Regions from separate parts of the Homo sapiens genome. Here regions 1, 2 and 4 are each linked to region 3. A link is a contact called in ENCODE Hi-C or POLR2A ChIA-PET data. All regions are on one chromosome and are shown on one strand. The core of a region is the stretch at or near the end of the contact, and the rest is flanking DNA. Distances in the headings are between cores, read along the strand shown.

What was found. Hi-C counts contacts between places; a loop is a spot of excess contacts on that map. ChIA-PET counts read pairs that join two places held with the same protein, here RNA polymerase II (POLR2A). Pooled maps may share reads with other maps.
Region 1: a pooled map shows a loop between it and region 3 (3-fold over the local background). The contact joins two enhancer-like sites. A Hi-C loop is called at or near these places in 2 of 50 pooled maps. POLR2A ChIA-PET finds 5 or more read pairs at or near these places in 2 of 52 experiments (SK-N-SH and activated CD4-positive, alpha-beta T cell).
Region 2: a pooled map shows a loop between it and region 3 (2.9-fold over the local background). The contact joins two enhancer-like sites. A Hi-C loop is called at or near these places in 5 of 168 maps with a recorded cell type or tissue (CD4-positive, alpha-beta memory T cell, CD8-positive, alpha-beta T cell, Calu3 and 2 more), 6 of 37 single-sample maps with no recorded cell type and 15 of 50 pooled maps. POLR2A ChIA-PET finds 5 or more read pairs at or near these places in 1 of 52 experiments (B cell).
Region 4: a loop to region 3 is called in a pooled map, with 2.0 times the contacts of the local background. The contact joins two enhancer-like sites. A Hi-C loop is called at or near these places in 1 of 168 maps with a recorded cell type or tissue (dorsolateral prefrontal cortex) and 8 of 50 pooled maps. POLR2A ChIA-PET finds 5 or more read pairs at or near these places in 1 of 52 experiments (MCF 10A).

What each region holds. Positions count from the first base shown.
Region 1 is chr21:37,532,057-37,534,756 of GRCh38, reverse strand. The region is part of intron 1 of KCNJ6-AS1 (KCNJ6 antisense RNA 1); the gene reads right to left. Among named protein-coding and RNA genes, the nearest start is that of KCNJ6-AS1, 15 kb to the right of the region's middle. RefSeq lists enhancers at 1,309-1,358, 1,469-1,698. Within about 2 kb of position 1,321, at least 3 of the 41 ENCODE cell types and tissues checked have a DNase peak (open chromatin) inside an H3K27ac peak, as active enhancers do.
Region 2 is chr21:37,630,378-37,633,077 of GRCh38, reverse strand. The region is part of intron 3 of KCNJ6 (potassium inwardly rectifying channel subfamily J member 6); the gene reads left to right. All of the region lies in intron 1 of KCNJ6-AS1 (KCNJ6 antisense RNA 1), which reads right to left. Among named protein-coding and RNA genes, the nearest start is that of KCNJ6-AS1, 110 kb to the right of the region's middle. Within about 2 kb of position 1,302, at least 3 of the 41 ENCODE cell types and tissues checked have a DNase peak (open chromatin) inside an H3K27ac peak, as active enhancers do; they include mammary epithelial cell, where a contact is called at or near this core.
Region 3 is chr21:37,219,885-37,222,584 of GRCh38, reverse strand. DSCR9 (Down syndrome critical region 9) reads right to left here. Exons shown (of 3, transcript NR_026719.2): 3 at 849-2,347. Among named protein-coding and RNA genes, the nearest start is that of DSCR9, 13 kb to the right of the region's middle. RefSeq lists an enhancer at 1,546-1,695. Within about 2 kb of position 1,269, at least 38 of the 41 ENCODE cell types and tissues checked have a DNase peak (open chromatin) inside an H3K27ac peak, as active enhancers do; they include mammary epithelial cell, where a contact is called at or near this core.
Region 4 is chr21:37,664,563-37,667,262 of GRCh38, reverse strand. The region is part of intron 3 of KCNJ6 (potassium inwardly rectifying channel subfamily J member 6); the gene reads left to right. The region is part of intron 1 of KCNJ6-AS1 (KCNJ6 antisense RNA 1); the gene reads right to left. Among named protein-coding and RNA genes, the nearest start is that of KCNJ6-AS1, 150 kb to the right of the region's middle. Within about 2 kb of position 1,427, at least 2 of the 41 ENCODE cell types and tissues checked have a DNase peak (open chromatin) inside an H3K27ac peak, as active enhancers do.

The sequences.
Region 1 (2,700 bases), core at 72-2,571, 310 kb before region 3:
TCCTAATCCCCATGCACTGGTCCTCAAACAAATGCAGGCATCATGCCAAACCCTTCTCAAGTGCTACCTCCTCTGAAGCTGCCCACCCTGTTCCTCTTCGGATCCTGCCAATCCTTGAATCATGCCCCTACCACATTAAAAGAAGTATCCATGCATGGTGGCCCCTGTCAGACTGCCTCTGATAGAACTGCTCCTTGTTTCACAGTCCCCTTCCTAGGCAGTGGGCTGTGTCTCAACCGGTCTGTCCTTCCTCCAATCCAGTTGTCTCTTCCTGCACCTACACCGTACTGATCAGACTGCAGTGGCTTCAAAGAATATTCCAACATCTGGTGAAGCAAGTCGCCCCACCCCTAATTGCTCTTCTTCCTTGTGCTTTTCTCGCTATTCTCAGGCATTGATTTTCCTATATTATTTTAACCAATCGAAAATGCTACGAGTAGATCAGTGGTTGCCTAGGAATGGGACAGAGAGAAAGATGGACCAGAAATGGGAACAGGGAGTTTTTGGGGAGATGAAATTGACATTCTGATAGTGGTGTGATGACATAAGGGTATACATACATCAAAACTGATCAAGTTTTCATGAACACAAAGGGGAACAACAGACACTGGGACCTACCCGAGAGTGGAGGAGGGAGAGGAGCAGAAAACATAACTATTGGGCATTGGGCTTAATACCTGGGTGCCAAAATAATCTGTACATCAAACGCCCATGACATGAGTTTACCTATATAACAAACCTGCACACGTACCCCTGAACCTACAAATATAAGTTTTAAAAAACGGGTCAAATTTTACATTTAAAATAGGTCCTTTAATATCCTTGAGCTGTTTTTGAGAGTCTACACTAAGAGTGCCACTAGTCCCCCTAACAATTTGGCAAGTGAGTAGGTAGTTAGAATGAAACCAAGAATCTTTATTTTCCCTCTCAAAAAAAATGAAACGAACACTTCACCCATATTATTAATTCAGTTCACTTGGTATCAGTGCCTCTCAGTCCTGCGGGCTGGTCGCTTCTCCCTGGATTGCTTCCTGGGCATTCCAGCAGTGAGTCCCCCCATGAGCGGCCTCCATGGCACAGCCCCAGCCCTGGGTGGCTTCCAGCCAGTGCCAGCAGGAGAAACACCCACGGATGGATTTACCTGGGCACATACCCTAGTGACTGCACAGCACAGCACTGACCATGGGACACCTGCCAATCACCCTCCCACGAGCAGTGCTGGAGAGCCTGCAGCCAGACAGGTTCCCCCCCAGGGACTTCTGCAGCACTGCCCGAGGCAGCCAGCAGGGAGCTCTGAGACGTGGCACCTCCCCGGGGGCCAATTCCCACAGCAGAGGGTGGGTTTCAGTCACGTCTTGCTGGGGAAGCACCTCAGCAAGCTCCTCTGTCGTCCAGTGAGTCACGATCACACCCTCTCCCATGAATGAGTCATGACGGCAGCCCTCTCCACGAGGTCTGGGTCTTAGCAGAGGGGTGCGGGTAGGAGTGGCCCTTCGTTGGGTGCTCAGGATCAGTTCCAGGTGTAGTGACTGCTGGGTGCATTGGTGATTCCTACATTGTTTAGCCAGTTCTCTTATCAGCTAATTCCCCCAACTCCAGTTAATTATATATACTTGTATACGTGTGTGTGTGTATATATATGTGTGTGTGTGAATAAAAGCAAGGGTAAGCAGGAAAACCCCGAAGAGAAACGTGATGAAATGAGGTGCACCTGCCTGCTAAGTATTGAAACGGCCCAGAAGCCTCTGTAACTGAAGCCAGGTAGGAGTGGCATGTGCAGAGGTTTACAAACCAACACAGCACATTAGAAGGTTCAGAAGAAGACCCAAGTAATCACGACAGTTATCATATGATAAGTGATCAATGTGAATCTTTAACTAAGATGGGGGAAAGATGAACTTTTTAATAAGTGGTGTTGGAACAACCAGCCAGCCATTTGGGAAAATATAAAATTGAATCCATGCCTCACAATATATAATAATAGGATAAATTCCAAATGGATCAAAGATTTACGTGAAAAATATGAAACCATTAAAAACATTAGACTGGGGAAGACTTTTCTTTTCTTTTTTGAGATGGAGTTTCACTCTTGTTGCCAAGGCTGGAGTGCAGTGGTGCAATCTCGGCTTACTACAACCTCCACCTCCCGGGTTCAAGCGATTCTCCCACCTCAGCCTCCCAAGTAGCTGGGATTACAGGTGCCCGCCACCAAGCCTGGCTAATTTTTGTATTTTTAGTAGAGACAGGGTTTCACCATGTTGGCCAGGCTGGTCTCGAACTCCTGACCTCAGGTGATCCAGCCACCTTGGCCTCCTAAAGTGCTGGGGAACATTTTTCTTTTACCCAAAATACAGAGAGCAAACTGTTCTAGATCTAAGGAGAGGTAAGAAACGAACTAAACACAACACGTGGACCCTAATTGAATCCTGGTTTGAACAAACTGGCAGTAAAATATTTTGGGGACAATGGGAACACTGAATACGGATCAAGTGTTTGACACCAGTAAGGAATGATTTTAATTCTCTTTAAGGTGTGATAATGGTATTAATGGATAAGCAAGACAATGTCATTTTTTAGAGATGCAGACTGAAGTAATTTGGAAATACCACGTTTCAGCAAAAAACAATTGTTAAATCTAAGCGAAGTTGGTATATTATTACAGGAACTCAAAAAGTCTTCAAATACTCTTAGTTTGGGAAG
Region 2 (2,700 bases), core at 53-2,552, 410 kb before region 3:
CTACACAAGTGAATAATATGGGCTTGTGTTCTCCCTTTTTTTCTCTCTTTCTTGTACTATATTTATGACTTTATTATCAAGATTATTTGCCTTATAGAATGAGTTAGGAAATGATTCTTCTATTTCCTAGGAGAGTTTATGTAAAATTATCATGATTTCTTCCTAGAATATTTCATTGAACTCATCTTTAAGATTGTCTGGGCTTTGTAATTTCTTTATGGCAAGTTTTTAATCACTGGCTCAATTTCATAATTGGTTATAAGGTATCTCTGCTTTTTATTTTTACTTAAATAAGTATTGGTAATTTATATGATTTAGAAAATTGTCCATTTCGTCTATATTTTTAAGTTATTATAATCTCCTTTTGTGTTTTCAGTCTCTGCTGTTTCTAAAGTTATGTATACCTTTGAGTTCCCAATGCCATTTATTTTTGCCTTCTACACCTTTTACTTGGCCAGTCTGATCAGAGATTTGTCTATTTTACTAGACTTTTCAAAAAACAACTTTTGCCTTTATTGATTCTCACTGTGGTTGACTTGTTTTATATTTTATTAATTTATACAATGATCTTTGTTGCCTATTTCCCGTGAATTAATTCTGTTGTTCATTTCCTAATGTCTTCAGTTGAATATTCTAAACATTAATGTTCAGACTTTCTTGTTTTCTAATATATGCATTTAGGCATATAAATTTTTCTTACTTTCTATATGCCCTTTAATTTTTATATTTAGAATTTCAATATCACTCAGTCCTAAGTACTATCAAATTTCCATTATGGTTTCTTCTTTGACATTTAGAAGTGTGGTCATATATTCCAAAACGAGGTAATTTTTAAGTTCATCTTTTCTTATTGTTTTCCGTCCTGTGCATGCAAAGCTCACGATTATATCAATTCATACACAGAATCTGGAAATCCTCTTCTCCAGTTCTCTCCTCTGTGAGATCCACCCCTCCCCCCGGTCGGCCCCCACTTTCAGCTCCCGGGCCTCCTTTTCTGATACTTCTTTCTCTAAAGCCAAGACTTGCTCAGCATTTGAGCCACCTGGGCTGCTGCATTGTTTTACACAATCGGGGCCACTCTTAGGGTAAAGCAGTCAGAGGAAAGAGGAAAATGCAGCCACAAACTCTGGTCCCTGGAATTCCCCTTTCCCAATACTCGGTCCAAAAAGACAGGCTCTCTCTCAGTTTTTGGCACCTGTGTCACCGCTGCACTGCAGAGCAGCTGAGGACAAAGGCTGCACTCAGGGCTGGTGGGGAAGTCCTCACACTCAATTAACGGGGATTCCCACTCCCGTCTCTGACTCACAGCAGCACCTTTTCCTGGTCCTCCGGTTAGAAAGGCAGGGTTTCTCTCTGAGATTTTCTTGCCAGCACTTGTTCTGCATTGGGGCCCCAGTTCTACACTGGGGCCACTCTCAGGTTAAAGCCAGAAAATAAAAGAGGAAGGCAGAAAAATTTATCCTCAGACGATTCATTCCTCAAGTTTTGACTCCCTTCTCCAATCGTCCTGCTATTGTGAACTTTCTAGAGTCTTCAGGTGGTTTCATTTTGTACATTGTCCAGAGGCCTCAACTATACTTGGTGGGAAGGAATAGGCGTGTTATTCCCTCTTCACCAGCCCCAGAAGGCTCATCTCTTGCTTTTATTGAACTCAGGTTTAATTCAAATTATGAATTTTGTACTTTTCCAGCATTGTATTATATTTTAGCTGAGGGTCCTTCATCTGCAGACAGACATGACGCTGGAAGCAGTAATCTCCCACTTTCTTTTCTAATGACTCACAAGCAATCTTTTTATTTAACATTAATAATACATTTCAGACATGGCCAATGAACGATATTAAGCTGTTTCTGTATGGTTCTCTAAGTCTACTCTTTTCACTTAACCATAAGTACTTGCTGGGAACCTCCAATGTTGAAGCACTGTGCTAAATGCTAAGGAATATGGAAATAAGACCAATAGATCCTCAGGGCATTCACAATTCAGCAAGGAAAACAGACACATATAACTGCTGTAAAACACTCTGATAAGTGCTGTGATAGGTCACTGAAGTGTTATGGTGGCCTGGAACTCGATAGTTCCAGCAAGAGACTGGTTGGTCACAATGTGCTTTGGAAAGGAGACCACACATTAGTTAGCTCTTGAAAGATGAGCAGCATTTTACTATGGGAAGGGCATTCAAGATAAAGGAGAGGACAAGCACTGTCACAAAAATAGAAATGCAAATGGCAACTACCATTAACAACAATGCATTATATACCCAAAAATTGCTAAGAGTAGATTTTAAATGTTCTCACAACAAAAAAATAAGTGTGTGAGGTAATGGCTATGTTAATTAGCTAGACTTAGCCTTTTCACAACATACACGTATATCAAAATATCATGTACACCATCAATATGTATAATTTTTACTTGTCAAATACATAAAACGAAAGGTAAGACATTTTGTAATTTTCCAGCATTGTGTTATATCTTAGCTAAGGGTCCTTCATATGCAGACTGACATGATGATGGAAGCAGAAATCTCCCACTTTCTTTTCTAATGACTCACAAGCCATCTTTTTATTTAATAATAAATTCAGACATGGCCAACGAACAATATTAAGCTGTTTCTGTATAGTTCCCCAAGTCCACTCTTTTCACTTAGCAAGTACTTATTGGGAACCTCCAATATTGAAGCACTGTGCAAATGCTAAGGAA
Region 3 (2,700 bases), core at 20-2,519:
AAGAAGACATTTATGCAGCCAAAAAACACATGAAAAAATGCTCATCATCACTGGCCATCAGAGAAATGCAAATCAAAACCACAATGAGATACCATCTCACACCAGTTAGAATGGCGATCATTCAAAAGTCAGGAAACAACAGGTGCTGGAGAGGATGTGGAGAAATAAGAACACTTTTACACTGTTGGTAGGACTGTACACTAGTTCAACCATTGTGGAAGACAGTGTGGCGATTCCTCAGGGATCTAGAACTAGAAATACCATTTGACCCAGCCATCCCATTACTGGGTATATACCCAAAGGACTATAAATCATGCTGCTATAAAGACACACGCACGTGTATGTTTATTGCGGCATTATTCACAATAGCAAAGACTTGGAACCAACCCAAATGTCCAACAATGACAGATTGGATTAAGAAAATGTGGCACATATACACCATGGAATACTATGCAGCCATAAAAAACGATGAGTTCATGTCCTTTGTAGGGACATGGATGAAATTGGAAATCATCATTCTCAGTAAACTATCGCAAGAACAAAAAACCAAACACCGCATATTCTCACTCATAGGTGGGAACTGAACAATGAGAACACATGGACACAGGAAGGGGAACATCACACTCTGGGGACTGTTGTGGGGTGGGGGGAGGGGGAGGGATAGCATTGGGAGATATACCTAATGCTAGATGACGAGTTAGTGGGTGCAGCGCACCAGCATGGCACATGTATACATATGTAACTAACCTGCACACTGTGCACATGTACCCTAAAACTTAAAGTATAATAATAAAAAAGAAAAATTGCTTCAAATGAACAACAAAAAAAAAGAGGCTGTGAACAATGAATCTAAAACAATATTTTCTTTTGGGAAATGCCCGTTTTGGCAGGAATACATTTTGGCTCCGCTGTGCTGTGAATTCGGAGGAAAAGTAGGGAGGGCCGGAAAGCCCAGGGCTTCATGCAGAGTAGACATCAAGAACCCACCTGCTCTGGAGTCTTGGTGGGCAAGGGGAACGAACCTTCCAGTCCATTTCTACCGTCACCATAATTCCTGTGTCTGAATCTGAATCACCTTCTTCAAAAACTGGGGGCTGAGGTTGCCTCCACATGCTAACGCTGATTCAGGGCGGCAGCAGATGCTGGTGTTCTCAGTTCCTTCCTGCTTCCGCTTCCTGTTCAGGAACAGGGCCGCATTTTCCCATCCTCTTCGGCTGTAGGCGTGGTCACGTGACCAGGAGGGCGGGGCGCGCCTGCCTAGCATACGCTGGAGGACGGCGCCCTCACCCTGGCGGGAGGTGGATCCCCAGCGCGGTGCAGTTACATCGCAGACATGGGCTCGTCTATACGCTGCTGGACGGCCGGGGTCTGGGCTCCACAGCCGGGGGGCACCACCCTGGAGCTGGTGATAGGGGAGGGAATCGCCGCTCGGGCGCCCGGGCCTCGCGCGGAGCCTGCGTGCGCGGGAGTTCACGGGGCAAATCCTGCCCATCCTCCGCGCTCAGGCGTGGCTTCAAAAGCCTCGGGCCGGGTGGTGCAGCCCCAGCATAACCTGGCGCCCCGGTGGCTGCTGGAGTGGTTGGCTCAGAATGGAAGGAAACGGTGGGGTCTGCGTTACTCTGTGGTGATAAAAAAGAGAAGCGGCAGCTTAGCGCCAAGAATAAATGATGACCGCCGGAATCCCTGCCGTTAGGCGCAGGTCTTGGCATGAGAGCTGCAACAGGGCGGCCAGCTGGGCGCCAGGGGGCCTGGGCCGCCTGTCCGGTGCGGGTCCCCGAATATCCTGGGCTCTTCCGGGAAGTGCCGCTGCGGTGAGGCCAGAGCCTCCCGCTACGGAGGATGCGATGTGATGTGCTGTGCGTTGCTCTACTCAACGGAGCGCCATTCCCGTGGTTTCGCCTTGCTGCAGTTTCAGTAGATACCGGCTATTGATTTTGGTCTGAGACTCGCAGCCATGTGAACATTAGTGTTATTCTGGGTCAGGCCGTCTTCTAAGTGCTGTATGTTACCTCGTTATAGCGACCCTGTGAGGAGGGAACTGTTAGTAGCATTAGCAGTCTAGGAAAAGAAATCCATTTTGCCAGGCGCTTGTCCATCCGTCTGCGCACCTCCCCACCGTTCCATCCCAGGCGAGCAGTCTGTAACGTGGTGCAGTTTTGCCTGCGCTGCAGCCCATTCTTTCACCTCGCTTCATTTGGGTTTTACTTTGCCGTGTCATTGACAAGTTTTTCTATGCATTTGTTCCCATGTATGCATCACAGGTTATTAGCTGCGTCACCACGTGTTGAGACGCGCGAAGGGCTCTGTTACCTCTTCATGGTTTGAATTGTTACGTCACCCTGGCGTTCTTGAACAAAGAATTGGACAAAACACACAAAGCAAGGAAAGAAGGAAGCAACAAAAGCAGAGATTTGTTGAAAATGAAAGTACACCCACAAGGTGGGAGCAGCCCATGAGGCTGAAGGGCCCGGTGACACAATTTTCTGGGATTTAAATACCCTGTAGAGGTTTCCCATTGGTTACTTGGTGTACACCTTGTGTAAATGAAGTAGTGGACCATAATCAGTCTGATTGGTTGCAGGAGAGGACCAACCAGAGGCTGAAGCGAAGTTATAAAGCTATACCCTATGCAAACATCTGATTAGTTGCAGAAAGCAACCAATCAGAGGCTGAAGTTACAAAGTTATACTCCCATGCAAA
Region 4 (2,700 bases), core at 178-2,677, 440 kb before region 3:
AAAAGGAACTCACACTCATCGGCCCTTGTTACATATCCAGTTTGGGTCTGGACACTTTGCCTGCGTTGCCTCATTTAATTTTTTTTTTTTTTTTTTTTTTTTTTTTTTAGTATTTATTGCTCATTCTTGGGTGTTTCTCGGAGAGGGGGATGTGGCAGGGTCATAGGATAATAGTGGAGAGAAGGTCAGCAGATAAACAGGTGAACAAAGGTCTCCGGTTTTCCTAGCCAGTGGTCCCTGCGGCCTTCCACAGTGTTTGTGTCCCTGGGTACTTGAGATTAGGGAGTGGTGATGACTCTTAACGAGTATGCTGCCTTCAAGCATCTGTTTAACAAAGCACATCTTGCACCGCCCTTAATCCATTTAACCCTGAGTTGACACAGCACATGTTTCAGAGAGCACGGGGTTGGGGGTAAGGTTATAGATTAACAGCATCCCAAGGCAGAAGAATTTTTCTTAGTACAGAACAAAATGGAGTCTCCTATGTCTACTTCTTTCTACACAGACACAGTAACAATCTGATCTCTCTTTCTTTTCCCCACATTTCCCCTTTCTTTTCGACAAAACTGCCATCGTCATCATGGCCCGTTCTCGATGGTCACTGTCTCTTCAGAGCTGTTGGGTACACCTGCAGAAAGGCTGTCACTTTACACTTGGAAGATTGCACAGTGGCCAGGCAGAGGCACTCCTCACTTCCCAGACGGGGTGGCGGCCGGGTACCTCATTTAATTTTTAAAGGGAAAACAATGAACGATGTACTAGCATTGTATCCCCATTTTACAGATTGGGAAATTGCATCTCAGAGAGGCAAGGTGACTTGCTGAGACAGCACAGCCAGCAAGGGTTGGGGTTGGATGTCCTGGCACCTCGGAGCAGCTCATGGTGCTCATCCCACAGGAGCCCCTGAGCCAAGTCACCCAGTCCAAACCGTGAGAGTCAGCTCAGCCTCAGGTCAGCCTGAGGAATCCCAGGGGAAGGGGAGTGAGGACTTGGTCCTACTCAACAGGAAGCCAGAACTAGGGGTTCTTGGGCCACTAGAAGCTGACCTTGCCATTCCCAGATCTCTGCCTGTGTACCCATCTTCTCCCCTCTGAGCCTCTGCCCAAGGATAGGATCCCTTCACTCCCGCTTCTGTGGTTTGGGAAGGATCACTCCACCTGTGCAAGCCATGTCTTCTAACCTGCAACATGGGAAGTGATAAAACCTTGCTTTCAGGTTTCAGGGTGGCTGTGGGTATGAAATGACATCATGGTAGCAACTAGCCAATCCAGCAACTAGCTGGGCCTGCTCATTTCTGGCTCCTTTTTCTACCTGCATCCAGTGAGAGGCCACTCTCTGCCCCCAGCTCCACTCCTCCAGGAAGCCTTATGACAACTCCCTGCTTGGAGTAACTAAACAAGCAAACCTCTGGCACCAGCTCACACATCACCCTCAGCTGCTGTCCAACTCTCTGTCGAGATAATTGTGTTTCTCAGATACACTTTGAATTACTAAACAGCAGCAACGCTCGGCTACAAAAATTGTCTGTGATACTTGAGGGAGGGATGAATGATGTCAGCGAGCAGACACTTGGTCGACCTAAAACTGTATTTTAGTCTTGTTCCTCCCTTCCTTGTCCACTGAGAGAGGAAGGAAAGGTTGGCACACCTGCATTGAGCTGTCCAAATCCAGCTCTACCTCATACCAGCATGGAGACTCACTCACCAAGGTTGCAATCTCCCTGCTAGAAATTCAGCGGAGTAATTAAAAATTACTTTCCTATCTGATCTGGCTGTTTCTCTTTACAATTCAGAGCTACTTCCGATTCCCATGAGGTTCGTCCACATCCTGCCAATTGCTAAATGTTTATTGTAAAACCAGAGAACAATGACTACCTCATTCCTGGAGAAATAATGCTTTCAATGATCGCATGGACTTATACAGACGACTGGCACCATGGCCTGCCTTGCCAGGGAGGCTCTCTTGGGAACCATCAATAATCATAAATAATGATAATAATAGTTACTGTTTATTTAATGCATCCTATGTGCCAGTGAACCTTTCTCTTGCTTGCTGCAAGATACTTCTATTCATTATCTGCTTTAATCTTCACAGGGATCCAGTGAGATTTGTGCCATTGTTGACCCATTTGGCAAATGACTAAACCAAGGCTTAAAAGGAATATTCTTGCCAGGCGTGGTGGCTCATGTCTGTAATCCCAGCACTTTGGGAGGCTGAGGCAGGCGGATCCCAAGGTCAGGAGATCGAGACCATCCTGGCTAACACGGTGAAACCCCGTCTCTACTAAAAAATACAAAAAATTAGCCGGGCGCGGTGGCAGGCACCTGTAGTTCCAGTTACTCGGGAGGCTGAGGCAGGAGAATGGTGTGAACCGGGAGGCAGAGCTTGCAGTGAGCCAAGATTGCGCCACTGCACTTCAGCCTGGGCAACAAAGCGAGACTCCATCTCAAAAAAAAAAAAAAAAAAAAAAGGAATATTCTTTCTTTTTCCAATCTCCATAACGTTGGAATTATCTATTCCTTAAATGTTTGGGAAAACTCAGAGTAAAACACCATCTAGCATTTTCTTTCTATGAACTCTTTTAACTACTGATTTCATTTCTTTAATAGTTATAGGACTATTCAAGTTTTTCTATTTGTAACTGAGTCAGTTTTTGTAAGTAATATTTTTTAGATCTTTGTTTATTTCATATAAAGTTTC